3 separate regions of the Mus musculus genome follow, and all the other regions are linked to region 1. A link is a loop called in an ENCODE intact Hi-C map of the cell type or tissue named here. Cell type or tissue: gastrocnemius. All regions are shown on one strand. Each heading gives the region's core, and the rest is flanking DNA. Links, peaks and the distances in the headings are about the cores only.

The links. A loop is a pair of places that touch in the nucleus more often than their neighbours do. Peaks named below come from ENCODE experiments on the same cell type or tissue, not always from the same donor. Only the 100,000 strongest peaks of a DNase experiment are listed, where the experiment ranks them.
Region 2: it touches region 1 in a loop (6-fold over the local background); 30 of 42 quality-filtered maps call a loop at or near these places.
Region 3: a loop joins it to region 1, with 2.3 times the contacts of the local background. A loop is called at or near these places in 3 of 42 quality-filtered maps.

Annotation. Positions count from the first base shown.
Region 1 is chr13:107,886,765-107,894,563 of GRCm38, reverse strand. Zswim6 (zinc finger SWIM-type containing 6) reads left to right here and starts at 4,500. Exons shown (of 18, transcript NM_145456.3): 1 at 4,500-4,960; 2 at 4,962-4,970; 3 at 4,973-4,978; 4 at 4,981-4,983; 5 at 4,986-5,167. The coding sequence starts at 4,515. In gastrocnemius, for the core only: CTCF peaks have their summits at 3,340 and 4,077; DNase peaks (open chromatin) are centred at 2,820, 3,311, 3,404 and 4,307; H3K4me3 peaks cover 2,500 bases; H3K27ac peaks cover 2,418 bases.
Region 2 is chr13:108,041,069-108,048,867 of GRCm38, reverse strand. It overlaps Smim15 (small integral membrane protein 15), which reads right to left and starts at 4,394. Exons shown (of 3, transcript NM_001048250.2): 1 at 4,382-4,394; 2 at 2,300-2,443; 3 at 1-1,428. The coding sequence starts at 1,406. The coding sequence ends at 1,182. Gm41055 (a long non-coding RNA gene) reads left to right here and starts at 4,397. Exons shown (of 5, transcript XR_003950673.1): 1 at 4,397-4,662. In gastrocnemius, for the core only: a CTCF peak has its summit at 4,886; a DNase peak (open chromatin) is centred at 4,452; H3K4me3 peaks cover 2,321 bases; H3K27ac peaks cover 2,247 bases.
Region 3 is chr13:107,936,326-107,944,124 of GRCm38, reverse strand. No RefSeq gene overlaps it. Among named protein-coding and RNA genes, the nearest start is that of Gm38557, 16 kb to the left of the region's middle. In gastrocnemius, for the core only: no CTCF peak of the experiment used is centred there; a DNase peak (open chromatin) is centred at 3,971; H3K4me3 peaks cover 218 bases.

The DNA.
Region 1 (7,799 bases), core at 2,277-4,776:
ATTTGAGGCTTTTATTTCCTTCTAAACAATTGAATTATATTCCATGGAACATTATTGACTTTGGTTATTATACAAAAAAAAAATATATCCCAGTATGAAAAATAGCATTAAAATGAGCATAGCTTTGTGTCTGTCTGCAAATGGCTTGAAGTTCCTTAGATGTAATCCAATTTCCATGTCTTGGAATCTTCCTGCTAATGGCAAATTATTATCTTAATTAGCTGAGATGACTAGTAATAATGAGGCAATGTGGTTTTCTTTTCCTGCAGTCCTAAATACTGGGACTGTGTGAAGTTCTGACTACCAAAGAGTAACTTTCAAAACTCACGTGTTAACTTCAGATCCCCTGTCCAAGGGTGTGGGCTTTACACACCTCTTCTATGTGTGCAGGAAAATTAGTGCTTTGGGGATTTGATCAACTGGTATCTAATTCGATTCAAAGATTTCAGTTTTCATTTCTTTGAAATTCATGCTGAATAGCCCAAGCTGGCCTTGCGTGCCTCATCCTCCTGCCTCTGCTTCCTGTGTGATTACAGGCTAAGAAGTGAGAGGAGCCCTGTTAGATCTCAGGCAAGGACTCCTTCCTTTCTTAGAGTCCTGTGTCTTCCTGCAGGCCTGCTATCCATCCAGCCATGCACCCAGTCACATGGGCCAGGTGCTGTTTTTGGTGCTTGGGAATAGATGGGGTTTTCTTCCTTGAGTTCATCGGTTCAGCTACGGGGAGAACTTTTTTTTTATGGAGTTGACCGGGGAGCCTATCTTCTGACCTCACTGTGATGTGGGGTTCTGTGATACCAGGATGAGTTATAGCCCTTTCAGCAGTCTGGTTCCCTACCGTTGCCTAATGGTAGACACCGGACATGGCTCCAATCCTGGTTTGGTCCCTTGGGTAGAGGCCTGGTAGGAAAGGGAAACTGTAAGTAATTTAGTAATAATTTATACGAGTAGCAGGAAAATAACAACCATGAATCCTTAAAATAGAGAAGCAGCAGAAGAAGCAGCAGAAGATGGCATACGTACAAGTCACCAAGTTCATGGGAGTAGCTAGCTATGGGGAGAAAGCTTGGTGTAGCAGGGGAAGGGGCTCTCAGAGGGTCTGGAGAAGCAGACATAATCCCAACGGCTCAGAGAACTTGTAACCTGGCAAGAAAGAGAAGACAGTAGCTCGGAGCGGGGTGATACTTGGCGCAATGGTCTAAATGTCTTAAGACAGAAAGTAGTAAGGGTGCTTAGAGAGAAGCCACACACCAAGGTGGGTTTTTCCAGAGGAAGTGGCCTTTAAAGCAAGTCCTTGAAGGAAGGGGAGGAATTTAACAAATTCCAAGAGGAAAGAGAGAGAGAGAGATTTCAGGCCTCAGGAATGTATTGAGCAAATGTGTGGGGCAGGCATGTCCTGTTGGGACATAACAGCATTCCTGTTGAGGAACTGGGGGGAAAAATTCAGTTGCATTTTCAAAGACAAGGCTGGAAAGTTGGGTTTGGTCGAGACAGATCATAGTCACTCTGGTCTCTTCCCAGTAGGCAGCATAAGAGCCATTTCAAGGGACTTGCGGGGGGGGGGGGGGGGGGAGAGGATAGGCTACACAGACACGCCAGTCAGCAACAAGGCCCTGCACAGCAAAAAGAAACACCTGTGAGCAGTGAGAGGGGCTGGGATAGTCAACACCGAAAGTGAATGGGGGCGGGGGGGGGGGGGGGCTGCATCAAAGAAGTTATCAAAGGGGGACTGCTGCAGCATGGGGGACCCTGATAGGTCACCCTGGGAGACAAGAAATGCAGCGGAAAGGGAGTACTTTAAGTTTGAAATAGGCACTCTGATGGTGAGCGCTGTGATCTGGACACTGAGAAGAGATGAGCCAAGGTTTTTGGGTTTGACTTTCCACGGGGTGTCATCAAAAGTCGATCATAATAGGCTGTAGGATGAGGGCACATTAAAGTTTGGAGGAAGAGAAACAACAAACAAATGAGGCAGAGAGGAAGAGACAGAAACAGAGTCCAGAACAGAAGAGACAACAGGATGCCAGAGAAACCCAAGAATGGGGGGAACCACTCAAAAGAAGAGTGGGCAGTGTTTGAGACCCCAGGGAGATCAAGTAGGGTTAGATCATCTTCAGTGGCCTTGGGCTTTCTTTGAATTAGAAAATGAAGCTGGATTGCCCCAGGGCTAGGGGGTATAGTTCAGCCCAAGAGCATTGACGCTGGAGGGCCTATGTTCCATTCCCAGAAAAAACTTAACAAAAAATGACTGGATCCCTCCAGGGAAGGTCCATGTCTTAGATCCAGCCTCTTTTAGTTCATTGCGATATCAAATTCTTTAAATGTTAGCCCCCTCTAAAGGTATGTATTTTCCGGTAACGGAAATTAATCCCTCCCACCAACACCGCATCTGACCCTGAATGAGTCATTAATTCTGTCCGAGGACATCAGTTCTGTCCTTTTTAACTTTCTAATTCAGAGACCCGTGTACACGGGTGGAAATGTTCAGCGACCTGTACTGCACACGCTTTTGTCGTGACTTTTTGAGGACAGACTAGGGCTCACCCTTCTTTCTGCTCCGATACTCTAAGTTTTAAAGTCTCTTAAAATTATTTCTTAAAGAGATATAGATATTAAACAACCGGAGGAAAGGGACTTCCTCTTCCGCTTGCCCATAAAGCTCTTCCAGTTTTCTGTCCGGCTTTTTCCTAGGCACCGAGGAGGTGCCTAGAAAAATACTGGATGAATATACAAAAACATGTCACCAAAATTTTCCTAACAAGCAGCTATGGAAAGTCTGCCAGCGTCCTGTCTCCAGGGACTTCTAGCCTGGGGCTCCCGATGCCCGACATGGATCACGTCCAATGTCTCGGGCGGCCTTCGCTTTGAGTGGGCAATTTTCTTTACAACGCCGACGCGCGTAGTTGCTTTAAATTCAGACCAGGTAGGCAGTGGGGAGTAGCCAATATGCGAAAGTGTCAGAGGAGCTAGGGCTTATCTCCAACAATAGGACAGTATCTCTAACACTGTTTACAGTAAAAACAGAAGGTGGAGCAAGAAGTCAGAGTGTCTAACGTGGTCATTAAGCCTGCGGCTTGGCTGAGATCTAACCAAGCTCTGCAGAGTGCGAAGAACAATGTCCGCAGGGTTCCCGGTTCAGACGGGGACTCGTTTCTCCGCCTCCGCTGGCGCCCGGGCACCGTCTCCCAGCGCTGCTCGCTCTCCTGCTGCCCTGCAGCGGGGAGGACCCGCCGGTCGGGCGCCGCCAATGCTGCAGGGAGCGCAGCGCGCGTCCGGAGCGCCAAGGACTCCAGGTCTCAGCCCCGCCGCAGATTCCAGAGCGCCCGCGGCTGTTGTCCGCCACCGGGCGGCCGTGAGCGACAACCGTCTCGCGTTGGAGAGTTTGCGCGATCCTCTCTGCCCGTGTGTGCGCTCTAAGTGAGCGGCCCGACCCCCTGGGTCTGCAGCAGGTCGCGGCAGAGGGCGACTGGGGCTCTGGGGTGAAGCCGGGCGGGCCGGCTTCTTGGCCCGAAGGACTGAAAGAGTGCGAGGGCGGGGCGGGGCAGGGCGGCGCGGCCGGCTCGGGACGCGCGTCCAGCGGCTGCGGGGCAGCATCCGAGCGCTGCGCGTGTCCGGGCGCTCGATCGACTCGGCTCCCTGGCGTGTCACCGGGCCGGAGCGAACCCGGGGCTCAGGGCTGGGTGCGCTGCAGTTACGCGGGGCAGCCGCGCCCCTTCCCCACCTGGGTCGGCGAAAAGTGAAGTGGAAAACAGTGGCTGAGCTCAGCCCTCCTCCCTTTCCCCCCTGCGCCGCAGCCACGGCCGAGGGTGGGGGAAGTTCGCTTCGCCGGGTTGGAAGGAAAGCAGGCGGCCTGGGCCGCGCCTCCCCCGCCTTCCTCTCGGCCGCGTCCCCGGGGCTTCACGCAGCATTTCTTTGTTTTGAAAGCGCCTCCTCCGCCCAGAGGCTTTTCCCCGCGGGGCCGGCTGACTGGGGGGTGGGGCATCGAGCAGTCGGCCCGCCCTCCATTTAGTCCGGAACCCTCCCCCCTCCCCGCCCCGCGGCGACCCACGAGGAGCGTCCACGCTCGGCGGACATCAAAAGGAGGCAGGGCGCTGGAGGGCTAAGTTGAGTAGACAGGGGGCGCAGAGACCCACCCACCCTTCCCCTTGGCAGACGGCCCGACCCCTCCCGCGGAAACCCCGCCTGAGCCCCGCCTCCCGCGTCACAGCAGCCTGACATTCTCACAGCCCACCGGGCACCCAACCCGGGTGCCCCCGCCACCCCCGTGTCCACGGAGCGCTCTATTTATGTTTCAGCCCAGTGATTTGCATAGGCCCCGCCCCCTCCCCTAGGTTCTCCCTATCGGCGCTCCTCCTCGGCGATGTCGTCACGGCCTAGGCCACACCTCCCGTGCCCCTACAAGGAGCGGCGGGCCCTAGATGGCAGCGTGGCGTCGCCACGGCGTGTGCGTGTCGCGCTTCCTTGTGCCGTTTATAGGGTCCCGGCACTTCCGCTGTCGGGTTAGAAGCGGCGCGGTCATGGCGGAGCGCGGACAGCAGCCTCCTCCCGCGAAACGGCTCTGCTGCCGGCCGGGCGGCGGCGGCGGCGGCGGCGGCGGTGGTGGGGGCAGCAGCGGCGGCGGCGCGGGTGGCGGCTACAGCTCTGCCTGTCGGCCCGGCCCGCGGGCGGGCGGTGCGGCGGCGGCGGCGGCGTGCGGGGGCGGCGCGGCACTGGGGCTGCTGCCGCCGGGCAAGACCCAAAGCCCCGAGTCTCTGCTGGACATCGCAGCGCGCAGGGTGGCGGAGAAGTGGCCGTTCCAGCGCGTGGAGGAGCGCTTCGAGCGCATCCCGGAGCCGGTGCAGCGCCGCATCGTCTACTGGTCCTTTCCCCGCAGTGAGCGGGAGATCTGCATGTACTCGTCCTTCAACACCGGCGGCGGCTCCGCGGGCGGCCCCGGCGACGACAGCGGCGGCGGCGGCGGGCGGCAGCACGGGCGCGGCGCGGCGGCGCGGCGGCTCCTCATCCTCGCCGGCCGCCACCTCAGCCGCCGCCGCCGCCGTCGCCGCGGGCACCGGGACCCCGTCGGTGGGGGCGGCCAGCGCTGCGGACGGCGGCGACGAGACGCGGCTGCCCTTCCGCCGGGGTATCGCGCTGCTGGAGAGTGGCTGCGTAGACAACGTCCTGCAAGTCGGTGAGTCACGGGGCTGCCGCGGGCCGTCGGTCCTTCGGTCTGTCCTCCTGTCCCTCGGGGGTGGGGGAGGGCAGGGTCTCCCCTCCGATCCCCTGGGCCGCCTCGGGTCGGGCGCGCGCGGTGCAGCAGCGGGCGACTCGGACGGTCCCCGGAGCGGAGCGCCCATTTCCTCCCGCTGGTCCCCGCCCCCGTCTCCCCGGACGGGCTAGCGCGAGTGGGAAATGAATCAGCAAGGACGCGCCCCTCGGTGGCGGGGTGGTGGGTGTCGGCGTCCCGGTCGTCTGTCCGGCAGGCTGAGTGCGGGTGTGCGGGGCGGGCGTGGACAAAGGCGCGGGTGGCCGCGGGGCTCGGGCTGGGGCGTGCGGCGCGGGGGAGGGGGCGCGGGCCGCAGACAATGCCGACCGGGGCGCTCGCTCTGCACTGCCCGGCTCGCGTCCTTTCTTCTGGCGCTGCTCCGCGCCCCGCGGTCCGAGGTGGGGTGGTGGCGATCCCTTCAACCCCGCTCGGCCACCGCTCCGCTCGGGGCTCCGACGGCCGGCCGGCTAGCCGGCCGGCCCCTCGTACTCAGGCTGCTTTAAGGTGTCTGCAACGAGCTCCGCGGCGTCCGCGTCCGGGTCCCCGAGCCACCCCGGCCGGCAGTGACGGCCGGCCGGGCCGCTGAGGGGCGCCGCTCTCGCTTCTCCGTCCCGTGAGGCACCCCGCCGCCCGACTTCTGCCTGAGCCCGGGGTTCGGGCGCGGTGCTGAGGGAGCGGGCAGCACCGCCGACGCTGTGACCCGCGGCCGGCGTCCGCACCGAGGGGCCCCGCGGCCCCTGCGCCCCTGCGCTGCTGCGCGCCCCGCACCTCCCGGCAGTTTGTTCTCCTTTCGGGTTTATTTGTGCCCCTTTCAATTTTCTGTCACCCTCCGAAAAGGGGAAAGCAAACAAAAGAGCCTCTTTATTTCTTTTCAGGGCTTGTAAAGTAGAAGATATTTGACAAAGGCGAGAGAAGGGCTTGTGATTTAAAGCTGCACAGCCCTTCTTTCTCTGACAGACCAGGAGAGTTTTCTCAAATCCCTCTGCCTTCCGCGGGGCTTTTCTTTTTCTTCTGATTAGATATCTTTTCCAGCCATAGTTACGGGAACGTTTGAACTGGATTGAAGTGAACAATGCTGCAGCGCAGCCTCCCTGTCCCCATATTTTTCCTCCGGATTGCTGAAGGCGTATTTTATAACCCCCCTCCCACACTGGTTGAAATTGTAGGGATGAACCCCGAAGCAAATGAATGAGGATTGATAGATTTGAAAGGCTGTGTCTGCCTCTGTCCGTCTCTCTCTCTCTCTCTCTCTCTCTCTCTCTCTCTCTCTCTTTTAACTTGTTCTTTTCTCTCTATGGTCCAATCTTTTTATCCTTTTCCTTGGGAGTGGAGTGGGGGTCTGGACAGTGGCCCCGACACAGAAGATTTGTTTTAATCCTGTTTGGTTAATTTGAATTCTAATGTAATCTGAAAACGTGATTTTCTGCATGGTCATTTATTTCCAAAGACAGCCCTCAGTGTTGCTCAGCACCGTTTCCCTCGAAGAGGGGGGTTGGTTTTTGAGGCTATCCATCCTTACCCCCACCTTTTCCCCTTTAAAATCTAATTAACATTCTTTCTAGTTACACTCCCCACCCCACCACCCCCACCCCCCGCCCACCTTCTCCTCTTTCCCTGCCGGTTTGAAGCCGATTGAATCAAATGCATGGTCTCTGAGTATAACTAACTGGAGTCTGAATTTTTATGGCTTGGCTGGCAATGTTGCGTCGTGGCCCCCGCCCCCCCCTTTCCCCTTGCTGTGTTTGACTCTGCTTGTGAGCAATGAGGAATGACAGGAGAGCACATAGGGAGGGTTTCTTGGCTGATTGCATTTAAGCCAGGAATTCACTGTGAAAATAAAGCCAAGGGGCGATAAATAAAAGATGCAATCTTCTCTAGGAGACAGACACACAGCGTGGGCTTTGCCTTCAGTGGAAGAGGCTAGGGTTAACAGCAAGTTGTAAAAGAAAATAGTAACTTTGTCAGTAGTCCCCAAAGGGGGAGGGCCGCCTCTTGAGTGAGTGCAGTTGGCCAGGTGGACTTGAAGAAGCAAGCATACTTCTAGTACTGTTTGAAGACTTGACCTCTTGGAAATACTTACAAATGTACTAAACAAATGCGGTACAAATTGTGTAAAAAACGTTTTTTCCCCCCTTTCTTCTCTAAGTTCTGCCAGTTTCTTTAACATCCTAGTTTTCTAACATGTGCCAGTGAGCATCGAGATGGAAGGCTGTTAAATAAATGTCTGGCAGCTGGCACTGTGAGCTAGAAAAGGTAGAATCAGGTTTTGACCACCTTTGATGAGTGGGGAGGCCAGCTAGATTAAATATCTAACTTAGCATCAAGTGGTGGCTGGAGTTAGTATACTTTAAGAAGCTTATATTTGTGAATTGCTGTAGAGTCACCCCTCCACTCCCCCAAGTCAAAACCAAACCAAAACCAAAACAACTCCAAAAACTAAGATGGAAAAGAACAGAATACTATATTGATGTCATTATAGACAGTTTTCTGCTGTTGACAATTTGGATTTGTACAGGAAGTGTTCCTGAAGGCTGGTCACATAGGAAGCCTAGTTGTT
Region 2 (7,799 bases), core at 3,469-5,968, 150 kb before region 1:
TCATAAATTTGAAATTCTGATTTTTACTTTGAACCTATATTAAGTAAAGAGTAACAGGACATCACTACTATATTGGTTATAAACAATAAAAACAAAAGTAGTGTCTATGTAATCAGCTAATTATCCGGTGACATTTAACAAGTTTACATTTAAAACAGAACCCAAGGTGTCACCAGCACAAGGCATCTGCACTGCTGGCTCTACAGCATGTTACTCTGCAACACATTGAAGCAAATGGCAGTGTTCAAAGTACAAAACCTATTCTATCCAGTACATGGTATTGAACATGGTCAAGGCAATAAGAATCCTATATAAAGTTATGTTTTACAATGCAGTATCTTGATAATTACTAGCTGTGTTAAAAGCTAACGTCAGAAGAATGAAAATAGCCATACTCATTAATAAAATTTTCCTTTGAGAAAGTAATGCTTCCATTCCAAAAAAATAAGCAGTAACAATTTTGAAAAAGTGATTAATATACTGTATCTCTTTTCAGCCAACGTAAACCTCACTTCCGGTTAATTCTTTTACATTCCTAATATCCTCTGTCTAGAACTGAACCCCATTTAAACTACCATATTCTAAAACCATTTTCTCATCATTTTTCACTTGAATACTTTAAGCTCCAAAATGGCAAATGAGTGTCAGTTTAAAGAATTTTTACTACAGGTTGAACAGACAGAAATGCTTGGGGCTTGGAGTGTTTTAATTTTTTCCCAGACTTTAAAGTATTTCATAATACCTTGAGGATGGGATCCAATTCTGAACACAAGGTCCGCTTATATTTCTCATGGCTTGAAGATAACTTGATGTATTTTTAGTGCACCTGTATTTTGACTGCAACCCATCCCGAAGTGGGCTGTGGGCTTTTCCGCTCTTGGCATCATGTCTGAGCACAGGTGTTAGGTTTTACAGTGCTTCTGAGCTTTGAATTTTCACATTAGGTATGCTCCACCTGTATGATAAATGCTAACTTAAATACTTGCCAGTAGATACCAACAAACTTTTATTTCCAAGCCTAAAAGTTACTATAGTATTGAGGTCAGAACATGACTCTTCTGTACGGTCAGATTAATTCACTAAATAATACTATCAGGAACAGCCTGGAAATTTCGTGAGAGTCCTTCCAAAGCTGCAGGTTTTCCAGAGTGGTTTTCTCTGGCTACAGTCTGTGCGCCCCTTCAATCCTTCTTTAGTCGTTTAGCTTTTGCGATGTTTTCTTGCCGTTTTTGTTTCTTCTTTTGCTCCTTCTCTCTGGCTTCAATCATCTTGGCCAACTTCCAGGACAGTACAGCACTAGCTAGGAACAGTGGTGTGAGCGCCAAGATAACTGTGGTAAGGAAGCCATATGGGTCCTTTGCAGCCCACTCCACAACATACTCAGCCCAAGCCTTTATGTCAAGCATCTTTGCAGCAAGCAGGAAGCAGCTTGGAGAATGAAGGGAGGGGGGAAAGAAGAAAAAAACAAAACAAAAAAGAAGACTATATGGTTACTCAAATCCTGAAAGTTAGAACACATCCAATTTAATCAGAATTCCATTATCGCATAGTTTTGTTTTTTCAGTATTAATTAGTAGCATTTCAATAAAGATTAGCATCTCCATTTAGGAAAAAAATAGTTCAAATCGAACAACACAGATCATTTCTAGAAAGTAAAGACCAATTTATAGAAGGTAAGGCCCACTTGAACTGTGTCCTATGGGCATCCTCCATGCCTCTAATTCTCAGGACAAACCGTGCAGGAGCAGACAAACAAAGAGCTTGACTTCCACCGGCTCAATTCAGGAAAGGGCTGAAGCCGGCCGTTGCTGACACACCATCAGTACTGCTAAGTGCTAATTAACCAAAGTACAAATCAGACTCCTTGTCTGACATCTCGGCCAGACCATAAAAAGTCCTCCCAGAGAAAGAGAAGTAGGTGTTTATTTTTGGAACATAGGTTAAGGAAACCATGATGCTTAAAAAAAAAAACAAAAAAATCCACATTCATACATCCGGGGGAAAAAAAGATTGCTAAGTTATGGGCTTTCAAATTTGACAGCTCTACCAAAAAAAAAAAAAAAAAAAAAAAGAGAAATGCGTCCACACGGTAAGTGTGCATCTTGGTCTTTTTTGAGTTGGTAACAGAGGATCACCTGGTAAAATATGGTGAGGACTTGAGTGGCATTTCCTATATTGTTCCTGTTTCTAGCAACCTGTTTCAATTACAGGTTGAATTACAATGCCAGCATTTAGGGAAGGTTTGTGTGTATTTACAGCCACCTAAAGTCTCAAGCTAAGATTTTTAAAAACCATTTACCTTATGTTAGAGTAGTGACCTCTAATTTTCCCCTGGGACTATCAGTGAGTCAGTCAGAATTCAGACGATTGTTGGTTATGTCTTCTTCAGTCTGACCATACGATGTGGAGGGGGTTAAATTCTATATACATATACATGGATGAGCTAGAAAAGAAGACAATCAAGTCATAACTATTGTAAGATAGTTGCAGGATATTTTGATCACACTGTGAACCCCAAGATTGTGCTGTAGTGTGCCCTCCCCGCTCCTTAGCACACACCTTTGGTCCCTCTGCCTGGAATGCAGACACGCCCTTAGTATACAACCTTTAATCCCAAACAAGGTAAAGTTAGTTTGTAGAAGGAAGCACCATATTTGAAAGTGATGTCAAAGTGATGAATCAGAGAAAGATTTGATACAGGATATGCCCAGCCCTCAAAAGAGGAAAGAGGAAAAAGAGGCTAGTTAAGAGAGCAGCACAGAGAAAGAAGAAAGGAGAAGGCAGTTTTACCAGGAGAGTTTTACAGAGACAGGCTGGAGAGAGAGAACAAGCTAGACACAGGTGAAGACAATGAGCCAGAGGATGAGAAGCCAGAAGAGCAGAACACATTGCTAGAGTCTGAGGTCAAGCAGAGCAATTCAGAAGAGGAGAAAGAGAAGCCAGATTGAATCAGTCAACTTGGCGAGGAGTTTGAGCTAGAACAGCTAGCTGAGTAAGTGAGTTAGCCAGCACACAGGAAGAACAAGAAAGGATGCGCTTTTCAGCAATAAGTCTCAGAAGCTGAAAACACTCTAGGCCTAGATAAGATTGTGTGGAGGCTAGAAGCTTCCGGGACTAGGCCTGGGTTAGCAGACTGAGCAGTAAGCCTCAAAGATGACAATTACAACAGGAGAATAAAAGATACCTTTACAGTAAGATTAGAAATGGAAAAAAAAAAAAAAAAAAAAAAAAAACCTCTAAATTCTCCTCTAAACACAAACAAGTAAAAACATCTTTCTATAATAGTATAGCCTCTTAACACCTATTTCTCCCTAAATTACAACTGCAAATGTCCCAAAATAAGAGTTCTAATTCGTAGAAGCCAAGTATTCTACGTAAATTATTTGAGTACTAAAGTTTTGTCTGAATAATAATGACTTTCACTAACATAAAAAAAATCAAGCTGGCTGGCTGACATGTTACAGGTACCATACCCATAAAGATTTTTAATCTTTGCGTCTACTGTTGGGGATCCAACCCAAAGCCTAGTAGAGCACAGTAGACAGATGCTCCACCGCTGACCAACCAAGAATTTAAACTGCTTGTACTTAAGAATCCTCATTTATTCGTTGGATTGGGTACATCGTTACAAAGTCAAACACTATGCTTTGCTCTTTAAAGGTTTTGTGGTCTGTAGTTCAATTAATGTACCTTACAAGAAAATAAAGAATTACCAAAATAATTATGGTACCCACAACCCGTCACATCAAGAAAACTATCACTGGATTTAACTTCCATGTCCCCATGCTATCTCCGTATTTGTATCAGAAACCATGCCCCTACTTTCAGCACATTAAACTTTCTGGAGACGTTAACCATCCAGTCCCTTGTCGCTACGCCCTCGCCCAGTTGTAACCAGTTTGCAGGAAGGTCCAAGAAAGATCGATCTTTCTCGAGTCCAGTAACGAACTAAATACAAGTCTGCGAAATCCGCCCAACTTTGCAAATAAGACTAGCGCGACTTGATGACTAGGCTATGGCAAAGTTACGGTCCACAGGCCACACATCTCGAGAGCACCTCAGTCTCGCACCAAAACATCCTCGCCTTACTTTCAGGCACATTCCTTCACCTCACAAAGCCTAGGGGACCCGGAGCTGCACCAGGCGTCTCTAGACTTACAGCTTCTCTCCTAACTTTCCCCGCTTAGCATTCTCCTTGCCCCGGGCCATGTCCACGGCCATCAGTCGGCCTCACCGGCTAAGGACGCCGCCCCGCCGAGCGAAGCCGGGCAGGACCCGCGGTCAGGAGCTCAGAGAGCCGGGAGAGCCCGGCCACACGCTCAGCTTAGGCTACAGCAAGCCACCGCAGCCCTAGGGGATCCCCGCTCCCATTCCCACTCACCGCCAGGCAGGAAAGTGGAAAGCGGAAGCCGCTCCGCTCAGGTCCCGCCCGAAGGCGGGGCGGGGCGGGGCGGGATGAGGAAGTGGCGGGCGGGTTTCCGGCGGCGCAATGTCTAGAGCCATAGCGGGAGGGCGGGGAGGGGCGGCGCGGCGAGGCGAGGCGAGGCGCGGAGGCTTCGTGTCCGCGGTCGGGGATGCTGCCGCGCGCCGCTTCGTGTGCGCTGCAGGTGGGGCATCGTGGCCTCGCGTCCTGCGTGGGACGCCGGCGAGGAGACGGAGTGGGTGAGGAGTTCGTCCAGGGGACTCTCAGCCCAGAGAGCCGCAGCTAGACACGAGGGGGACCCCGCAGTCTCCTTAGAGCCTTCTCGAGGCCGTGGAAGGACTGGCGTGTTCCCTAACTCGCCCCTCACTCATGCTGTAGAGTTGAACAATAGTTAAATATTTAAAGATTTGGCCAAGCAGCAGCCCGGCTGGGATGTGTCCAGTGAACCTTGGTAGCAGGGGGAAATGCTGCCACGCTGTGGGAAAGAGGTTCCGTTGTTTGTTTTTCATTTAAGAGCCTAACTTACTTCACAAAGGAATGGTCGATACTTGCCCCAAAGTAAACTGTCAATAATTAAACTGTCAGGGCATAGAGATCGCAATACATAAATAAAGGACTTCAAAAAGTCAACAAGCAGAAAGGGGTGCGTTAAATGGGTCTCCTAATCTACAGGGACGGAAAGATTAGCTCTGGTTTGGTTGGTGCTCAAATTTTGTGATTGCTTGCCTGAACTACTTGCTCTGTTTGACTGCCTCTGGCGAATGTTGCAAGACCTCCTCGCTGTTGTGTGCCAAATAAAGCAAGTTTTTATTCCTGAGAGACTGTGAGCGTTCCCTTTGAGGAGCAAGCCGAGACATGTATGAGTAGTTAGAGTATAACAACAGTAACCATTATTTACCAAGGAGCAGACTTTGGCAGCTAATCTAAGGATCTAAAATACTGCTACCCGGGTATATGCTAATGGCTGCATATTGTAATGGCAGCCGTGGTTTTCTTATTCTTGTGTGAAAGCCTGAAGGATTGCTTAAAACCTGTACAAACAAGCGTACCCATAACCGGCTTGTATCCATAACCGGCTTGTATCCGTGACATGTTCACTTCAGTAGATGGTTCCTCACAAGTTCTGCCTCCCAGTGTGTTGCTCTGTTTTATCTCTAAAGGACCCAGGGTCCCCGCAAGTCTTGGGAATAAAAGGAAGCAGTACCGTAAGGAAGGAACTGAGGAGGGGGTGCACCAGCCTAATCGTGCACAGTACACACACTTACAACGGAGAGAAAGAAAGCAGCAAGCTTCTTTGGCTATTGGAGACCTAGCCTTCACACTCAGATTTTAGGGCTCTCTCTTCTGGTGTATTAGGCAGGCCTGTGCAAGCCCAAGAACAGCATAGAGGTTGCCATGGAGGACAGCCTTACTGGGGCCTGCATTACCTTAACCAAAGATGATAAGTAAGATAGGCTCCCAAACCATGGGCTGACTGTTCCATGGCGAGGTCAGCTTTCTAGTCTCTGTACTGATGCCCCTACAGCACTCATTCTCTCTGAGCCTTTTCCTCCCGTATATCTAGAGGGCATTCTAGTTGACCTCTGATCATTCGGGCCCCTTCAGATCAGTAAATTAGTGTATCTGGCCAGTCCCCTAGCTCTTTATCCTTTCTGGGAGAGGGAGTAGTCACGGGTTTGTTTGAAAGACTCTTGCTATGTAGCCCAGACTCTACCTGAGCTCTGGGTCATTGTGGTCCACTCTCTTAAGTAATGGGATGGTGGGCGGTCACCACCACCGTTGTCTTAACTTGGATTTTATTCTCCCAAATGTCCCAAATGCATTATGAGATAACAACTAATACGTTCTGCCTTGTTCTTAAGAAGCAGATTTTAGCCAGGTGTAACCCCGAGACTTGAGAGGTGAAGACAGGAAGATGAACAACCTTGGTAGGCGTACAGTGAGTTTGAACCATTCTGGGCTACTTGAGACCCTGTCTCAGAGAAGAGGTAGGGTGTTAAGGTAGTTCCCATGGAGAGCAGACTAGGAAAAGCTGTGTGTGCAGGATTAAAGCAGCCCACATAGCAGCTCTGAAGCCAAGGAACAGCTGCACAATATTTGTTATTGCACAAAGCCTTTAAAAAATTGTTCGTTTGCTTTTCTCTTGTAAGGTAATTCCTGGTAGACTTGTCATTCCTTAGTTTCTAAAGTCTTTTTTTTTTTTAATGTTTGTAAGTACAAAGTTAAGTCTCACTCTAACCATGTGTCAATGAAAGGCATGTACCCTGAATAAGATTCTGTTGTTGTAATAATGTTATTTGCTCTGATTAAAAGATGCTGAAAGGTCTCTCACCTGTACTTGGCCTTATTTCCTTCCCTCCAGTAACCCTGTACATATGTAACTTCTTTTGATGGAATTGGGTTTTATCCCTGAATTTTATTTCATAACCTTATTTAAATATCAGTTGAGTACTTTCTGTGTACCCAGTACTGAAGTCAGTGCCTCTCAAATACTGTCACTAATCCCGAACTAAATCACCCATCAAAAGTTCATGTTCTTATACAGGTTTTCCAGTTTAACAACAGAAGACTTAAAAAGTAAAGCAGGATTCTAAACTTATTTTATCAAAATCTCTGCTCACTCCAGTCTTGGCAGAAATGTTTTCTCTTTTCTCCCCTCCCCCTCACCCCCGGCCCCCAAAGTGGAGTTATGTTTTTAGAGTCTGTCACTGCTGACAAAAACTAAAATCCCCGACTTGCCTAGTGTCCAGGTGGTGGCAGCATGTCTCAGAGCTAGCGTGCTGGGGAAGGCGTTTCCAGCCGTGCTGGTTGGCTGCTTGTGTGAACGTGCATAACCTGCCTCTGTGCAGAGCTCTCACTTCTCCATTTATCGACCCATCAGTGATTCATCCCACTATAGCCTCCTCTTCTGGTAGATTACACTTCGGGAGTTTCTCTTCAGCTTCTTTTATCTATGAAGTGTCTATCAGACTCTTTCTAGAAAACTCATTAGGGCCTATCAGGCCAGACAGTGTTATTTCAGTTGTTATTTTTAACCAACATTTGGTATTATTGGGCAGTACTGAAAGTATCAATATTAGCTAATACTACTAAGAAACGTCTGCTTAAATTAAAGGCATGTGTCTTACACTCACAGACTCATCGGTGTAGGAGCTTAGGAAAAACAATTAGTACTCAAAAGAGTAAGAAACTCAACAGGGAGTAATGCAAGATTATCATTTCTGGGGCTAAAGAGACAGAGGGTAAAGACGCTGGCAATCAAGGCTGAATTCCATCCCCAGAGCCCGACTCATGGAAGGTCAGACACACACACACACACACACACACACAGAGATGGCTTTTGTTTTTGTTGATGACTTCTTGGGAGTTTGCTTTT
Region 3 (7,799 bases), core at 2,559-5,058, 49 kb before region 1:
GTCTGCTTGTCTGTTTGGTGTTGGTTGGTGTCGGCACTGTCCCAAGAAAGGACAAGATAACAGGAATGACATTACAAGAGAAGGTTCCTACCCAGTCAAATCCAAATCGGATTCCTTGGCCATCAGATCAGCTTGCTCCCTGGTATTTCTGCTTCTAACTGAAGAAAGTTTACACGAGGAGCTCTGGCACCAGCCCAGGGCAAGGGATAGAAGGGACATGGGGACACAGCTACCCCGGGGCCATTATTTTCAGTTTTCTGGACAAGACACACAAAGAAAAGGTAGGAAATAAAGGACAAATGTCTTCCAAAGAAAACCGCCTAATTTGAACATTCCAGAGAAACCAGCAAAGAGAGGCTACTGAGGGCTGCTGAACGTGAGGGGGGTTGGTTTTGTTTTGTTTTGTTTTGTTTCCTGTTGATTTATATGTGTGTGTCTATACATATGTGTGTATGTATACATATGTGTGTATGTGTGTTTATGTATGCATATATATGTGTGTATGTGTATATATATGTGTGTATATATATATATGTATGTATATATATATATTATATGTATATATATCTATATTTGATTAGATTATTTATTTACTTTACATCTGGATTGAAGCTCCTCCCCCTCTTCTCCCAGTCTCCCTCCCCAACCCCACCCCATCCATCCCTCCTCCCCTTCTCCTCAGAAACACCTCTGCACATAGGTAACAGTCGTGCAGCTGGGTCTTCATGTGGGACCCCTAAAGCAGGAGCAGGGGCCTTCTCTGACTCTGGTGCCTGCCTTTGGATCCCTGTCCCCTAACTGGGCTGCCTTGTCTACGGTCAATAGAAAAACATAGGGTTTTATGGAGGTCGCCAAGAAGGGAGCTGGAGGCAAGGAACAGCTTTATCGAGTTGACTGTCCCTGTCCCTGGGAGCTCCTCCCCACAGTGTAGGTACTTTGCCCTCATTTCATCTTGGCATATCTGTGTGAAGTCAACTTCATTACCTATGTTCTAAGGACAAAGACTGGAATGCTCAGAAAGGCCTGGCACCAAGACGAAGAAAATGTCCAGTGGAAATCTGCCTTGGCTGACTCTGCTGGGTAGCTTGGCTCAGCCAGGCCTTGTACAAGCTGACATTATACCAGAGAGCACTTCTCTATAGAGTGGCCACTCACTCTGGCTTGCCACAGTTAGGTCTGGTTTATGCCGATGGCCCCAGTCCCATTAGTATCAAGCACCAAATTTCTCCCTCCAAAGCATTCCAACGGAGATAATGAGTTTATTGTATGGTTGTTTAACTGTCATAAAAATGGGGGTATTACTATTGCTGAGGTCATGGAGAGGGGCCACACAGAATTAGTGAGGCTTTGCACATAAAATTTATGATCCTCTGGTGTGTGCAGTAAGCACTCAATGAAAGCTCAGTGCTACCTTTCTTAGACTAGAAAACGCATCTAAGGAGGGGCAGCGAGGAGTGAGCCACGCCCCACGACAGTTCACCACTGTCTCTCTGGGTGTAATTCTGCAGGGCCAGCCTTAGTCCCTTCAGACTGAGCCAGTGTGAGGAGCACCCGCCACTTTAGATTAAAGCCATATGGGGGTCACTAGGCTTGCGGCTCCCGTCTCTGCACCAATCAAATGTACCACCTGCTCCTCCTGCCACACGGCTCAGAAGGAATCTTTTTTCTCTCTCTGACTGGGAAGGTCTAGAGCCCAGATTGCTTAAAGAGGAAAAATGTCAAACGCACAGAATCCTTCAGAGGACCAGTGGGGCCCTGCCCTGAGCCCAGGCTAATTAAGTGAGTGACTTAAGGGAGCTGCCTCCTCTTCAAGATTAAGAGGTGGGTGTGAATATTTTCCTCTGGCCCTGGTAAATGTTCTTGATGACAGTCATAAAAATGCTAAGCTCTGTTGCCTCTTTATTGGAATGAAGGCTGTCGGAAAACTCCCCGTTCCCTGAAGAAGCTAATTGTCGATGCTCGCACACCTAAACAGGTGTTCCTCAGATTGCTTTTTCTAATGCCTTTCCCTGAGAAGATCAATTTAAATGTTGCTTTGAGCTAATCAGTGATTGCTTCTGCATTCATCCAAATTTATACCTTTCATTCTGTGTGCTAGAGGACACACTGCTTTCAGAGTCTGTACACTGAGACAAGATTTTTAAAAGTTCTTTGTCCTCTTCTATGAATTCAGTGTTTCGTGTGTCATTAACATACAGCTTAGCAGCGGGATGACTTGGTGGGTAAAGCACCCAGGGTGTGGGCATAAGAACCTGAGCTGAGATCTCCAGCATCCGACAGAGAAAGCTGTTCACAGAGGCACAGTCTATAACCCTAGAGCTGGTAGGCAGAGATGGGCAGATCCCAGGAGCTCACTGATCAGCCACTCTAGTCAATTACCGACTTCCAAGTTCAGTGGGGACTCTGTCTTAAAGGAGTAGAGAGTGGCAGAAACAAACAATAGGCACGGCCTCTGGCCTCCACATACACACATGTAAGTATGTGTCCCTGCATGTACACGTACGTCTGCATGCCTATACTGCGCAAGGGAATATAAAACATGAATATGTACTTCTCTGATTATTGACAATGCTTAGTTCAAACCCGTATGAGGATGACTGTGCTGACACATCTCCACATGCTGTGCATCATTAGCCATGGCGTGTCATACGGGATAAGTGCATCCCAACCTGCATCACAGACAAGGTAGTTTTGTTGTCTTCAGGCATCTGGGTTCAGGAATTCCTCAAATGTCTGAAGTTTCTATCCTGGTATCTCTCTTTCTGTCTTCCTTCCTTTCCTTCCTTCCTTTCTTCCTTCCTTCCTTCCGTCCTTCCTTCCTCCCTCCTTCCTTCCTTCCTTCCTTCCTTCCTTCCTTCCTCCCTTTTTTTCTCTCTTTCCTACTTTCCTTCTACCTAGGAGAGTCCCTATGTTTCATCTTTCTCTTTCTCATCTCACCATTTGCTCAAGTCTCTCATCAAATGCCCCTTTCCCCATATAACCCAACCTATATTGTGTCTAAGAAGAAAAGATGGCGCGTATCTTAACTAGCATAGGCTATACCTAGTTTTCCAAGCCTTACCTTACTCTGGCTCTTGGTTACCTTCCCAGTGGGTATTTTTACTATGACTAGTCACCCAGTTACAGATTGTAGCCCTAACGAACATATTAGTAGTTTTGAAAATGATTGTTTCTAAAGTTGGATGTGTTCAGTCATAAATGACCAATGTGGGTTTTAAATTCAAGACTTCAAAATATGGGGTTTTAGAAACCAGAGGATATCCATTTGAACTCTCATTTATGAATGAGTTATCATCAGATCCGAGTCTGTTAGGGTTCTGAGGTCACCCAGTGGCGGAAGAGCAGGTCCCGTGCTATGGTAGATGTTTCTTCACTATTTCACACTGGTCAGCTCACCCTGGGATGGAAAGTGTCCCAGCTGGCTATGGATAACTATCTCTTCACACTGCCCCACCTCCCCATTTCTAAGTCGCAGAGTGTGGCTCAGTGAGTTCTGTCTGAACAATATGAAAACGAGCTGCCTAACCAATCTCAGTGAGCAAACCACATCCCTAGATTATCCTGCTTAATCAGAGCCCCAAACTCTGCGGTTCAGTGCATACCTTCATATGGGGGAGGGGGATGGGCGTATCATCAAATAGCGGAAGTTTATATTGCACATTGTCAAGCAGTGAAAAACTGTCATCCTTAGAAATGACTGACAGCCTCCCTGCCGCATTTCTGCTGCACTGAGCTAGGTGACGTGAGAGGAAAAAAAAAAGTCGTCTTCAGTCTTACACATCTCCTGCTGAAAACACGTGTGACGGGCCTGGAAACTGATGGGAGAACCTGTGCTTCACAAGCCCTGAAAGTCTTTGAAAAGAGTTCCAATTAACCGAATGTGGCTAACACCTCAGAGAGAAAGTCAACTGAACGTTGCAGTGGGAAAGAATGTTGCTGGGAGCTCTGGGCTGTTGGCTGATTGCCTGGGGAGAGAGAGAGTGGTGGTAGCGGCTCGCCAGCTGGCTGGGTGCACATCCATAAAGGATGCGGTCAGCTTACACCTTGGCAAACTATGTTCTGATGGAAATTGTAGAGGTCAGCAGACAGGCGCTTTCCCTGGTCAAGTATGCTAGCTCAGGCCACTGCTTTTATATGTGTGAAGGCATATCTAGTTGGCCAGGAGTAGTAGAACTAAGTCTGGACTCTGCACCAAACCAGAGTCCATTATTGGATCTGATAGACCTAGTCTCTAATGCAGACCCCGGATATAATTGAAGGTGGCACACTATGCCATCTAATGCCAATGAAGACAGCCTCAGGTCTAGTCTGAAATTGGGAGCCATTTAAAAACTGTGAGAGAGAGAGAGAAAGAGAGAGAGAGAGAGAGAGAGAGAGAGAGAGAGAGAGAGAGGAAAAAGGAAAAAGGAAAAAGGAAAAAGGAAAAGAAAATTGACAAAACAACCATTGGTTTTTCAAATGTATTGTTTTTTTAACATGTCAAAATTGAGTCAAGCGCTACTTGTATTTAAAAACAAACATTCAAAAATAGCCACAAAAATACTGCAAGTAAGTTAAAAGACAGTGGAAGAAATACTTGCAACACTGAATTCAAAGCCAACAGAAGGTCAGCATCCTTACTACCTGAACGTGGATGACAGAAATGATCTGGGGATTTAGAGAGGACGACATGTCATGCAGAAGCGCTGTCTGCATCACTAGAATCAAAAATGCTCACGGCAGGCAGACTCTCCTTGCATCTTTCAGAAAAACAGAACTATCCTGAACAGGTATTTGATGCCTCCATACACTTCCCATGGCAATGAAAAAAAAAACAATACCACTTTTCCTGGGTCAAAGCATGTGTGTGTGTGTGCGCACACACACATATATCTACATTTATGTAAGCATGTTTGACCCTTATGTATATACATGCTTACATAAGTGTACATAAATGTTTGCGTCTCATTTGTTCCTTTTCAAAGTTGTTCTCATTTGAAAAGATTGAATTTAGCTTTCTGGCAATAAAGATAAAGTCTTTATTGAAGCATACAAAGAATTCAAAAGCACAGATTTAAGGGAGTTGATACGAAGAGTAGACTTGAGTGTTTTGAATGAGATTTTACTAAAGCTTGCATGAGTCATATTAGATAATGAATTCAGTGATTTTCCTTCACCAGAAACCAGTCTGGGTTAGGTGTTAAGACTTAAATATTAGTGAGTTTGAAATATTGTTTTACATATTTTCATCTACTAACAGAGAGGTTGGGTTAGATAAAACATATCAGGACTTCTATGCTTCAGATCTACTACATTACAAACATATCTAGGTAATCCATGACTTACACCTTAATTCAATATGTTAGGATCATTATAACTAGAGTTCATTGTACAATTTCCAGTATATTCAGGAGGAGACACTGATGGCAGATACTAAAAGAGTAGTTGAGGAAAAAAAACTATAAAGGAAAAATTGTTTAGAGTTTTAAATGTTTTAAAGATTGTTGGTGTGCAATAGTTTAAAATTGCAAAAGTTAAATATAGTAAATCAAATTAGTGTTAATATTTTGTGAATAGATGACTGAAAGATGGGCTAAATGACTAGTTAACTGCCTTTTTAATAAGACTATTGGTAATAGAATCAATTATGGTTCATTATTAACTATATTAACAGAAAATTAGGCTTTCCTAGCTATTCCAAATACGCAATATTTTAATAGACCATGGTCCCTTGTCAGCCTGTGTGGAATGCAAAGGCTTATAAGCTGGTTCCTTCCCATGAACTAAACTAGATTAGATGAGCAACTAATGGTTAAAATGTTATTATATCTCTTTTTAATATTTCTTGTCAAAAACTTAAATATTCTTGATTCAACTTGTGCTTCAATGTGTGCAATATCATTTGGCCATAATTAGTTTCATTTCGATTTTCTTTACATTTGGGGTACTTATTATCTTTTCCCACATCCACTGGGAATGCCAAGTACCAATTTTTGCTATTTAGCAAGTCAGCGAGGAGCTTCCTACTGAGTCCTTTAATTATGGTTAATTGAATATTGTAAATGGTTTTCAGGATCGCCATCTTGGCAATCCACACAGCATTCTTCTTTGCAGAAGCTAAAGCATGAAGAATCTCTCCCACTCCTTCCCACAGAGTTACTGAGTCAACTATCAAGGGTGGTGAACTATTATACAAACCAGCATCCTTTATCCCAAATGTTCCGACAAAAACATGCTTTGTATGGGCCTGAGAATGTGGCAGCTCTTCACTGGGTATTGGACAACACCCATCTTCTAAGGAGACCGATTCAGGTCTGAGGGGCTTATTCTCCCCACCCCTACCACAGAGCATGTTATCCAGCACAGCCGGTTCACTTCTGTCCAGGAAAACTTTCTTATTGTTGTGCACCAGAACCAAGGTTCCAAGGACTTCTTGCTGCTCCATCATCAAAAGAAAGAAGGAGGAGGAGGAGGAGGAAGAGGAGGAGGAGGAGGGGGAAGAGGAGGAGGAGGAGGAGGGGGAGGGGGAGGAGGAGGAGGAGCAGGGGGAGGGGGAGCAGGAGGAGGGGGAGCAGGAGGAGGGGGAGGAGGAGGAGGAGGAGGAGGAGGAGGAGGAGGAGGAGGAGGAGGAGAAAGAAAGTAAATTAAGAGCCTCGGAAGATCTGAGGCTATCAGAACTGCTACCAGCAAAAACCAAGAAAGCAGAAAAATCACGGAGCCGGCTTTCCATGCACTTCATGAACAATAAACAAGAAATGAGGAATCTATGGTTTTAGTTACATAAAATGTTGCCTTCTTAATGACTGTTTCCTGCTTTAGTCAATCAATCTTGACTATTATTATGAACTTAAGACCAAAAGAAGCCTTGAAATTAGCATCTAGACACCCCCTTTCCTCCTTCCCTGTTAAGACTTTCTACAGAGCAAGGCATCTGTTGAGGGACAGGTTTCCACAGGCTTGCTCATGACCTATCCTACTCTAAATGACACTTTCTTCCAGGACTTTTCTATTTTATGAAGCCACTTGCTATTAAGTTTGGGGAATCTCGGATTAAAAGAAACAAACTCAAGGCTCACTCTCTTGGTTCCTACCTGCTCCTGCAAAAAAACTTTATACCTTAGGCTAAGTAATGCAAAACTAGAGAGGATTATGCCAGCCAGTTCTCAAGGACAGAAATTCAGTATCTGGTGAGACACCCTTCTCTCCTTCAAAGAGGATGCTTTGTTGAGCATCTTCCCAGGGCACAAGGGCCAAACAGGATCCCACATGATAGCACTAATTGCATTTGTGAGAACCCCCTAAAGAACCTCCTTCGTGATACTATCACATCTGGGAGCGTGCATACTTGTGAGATACAACTGGAGCATAACACTCACCTTTAGTAATTTTCCAAGGTTGGGTGGTAATATACTCTATATGATAATTTTCTCCTGTATCTTTTCTGCTCCCATTCAGTTTCTCCTTTGTTTGCTTGTATTTTCCCAACTATTTGATCATCAAATATTGGATACAGACTAGTACATCTCTTCAGATCTTTTGTAATAGGCGTTGTGTGGCGCAGTGGCTTCTCCTGTCCCTCGTGAATCAAGACTCTTCTGTTTCAGATCCCCCCCACCCCCCACCGACCCCCACCCACCCCCCACCTTCCTGCTGCATACACACCTGCAGATTACTGACTGCTAAGGTTTAAATCCTGGTTGGTTTGATTCCATCCCATTTTAAATGGCAGGATTCACTAAATTTTGACTTCTCTGGGAGACTCGCCTCTGGGAGACGACTTCTGTCTCTAGGCTTCGGCAGACTAGACACAAGTCTGTCTA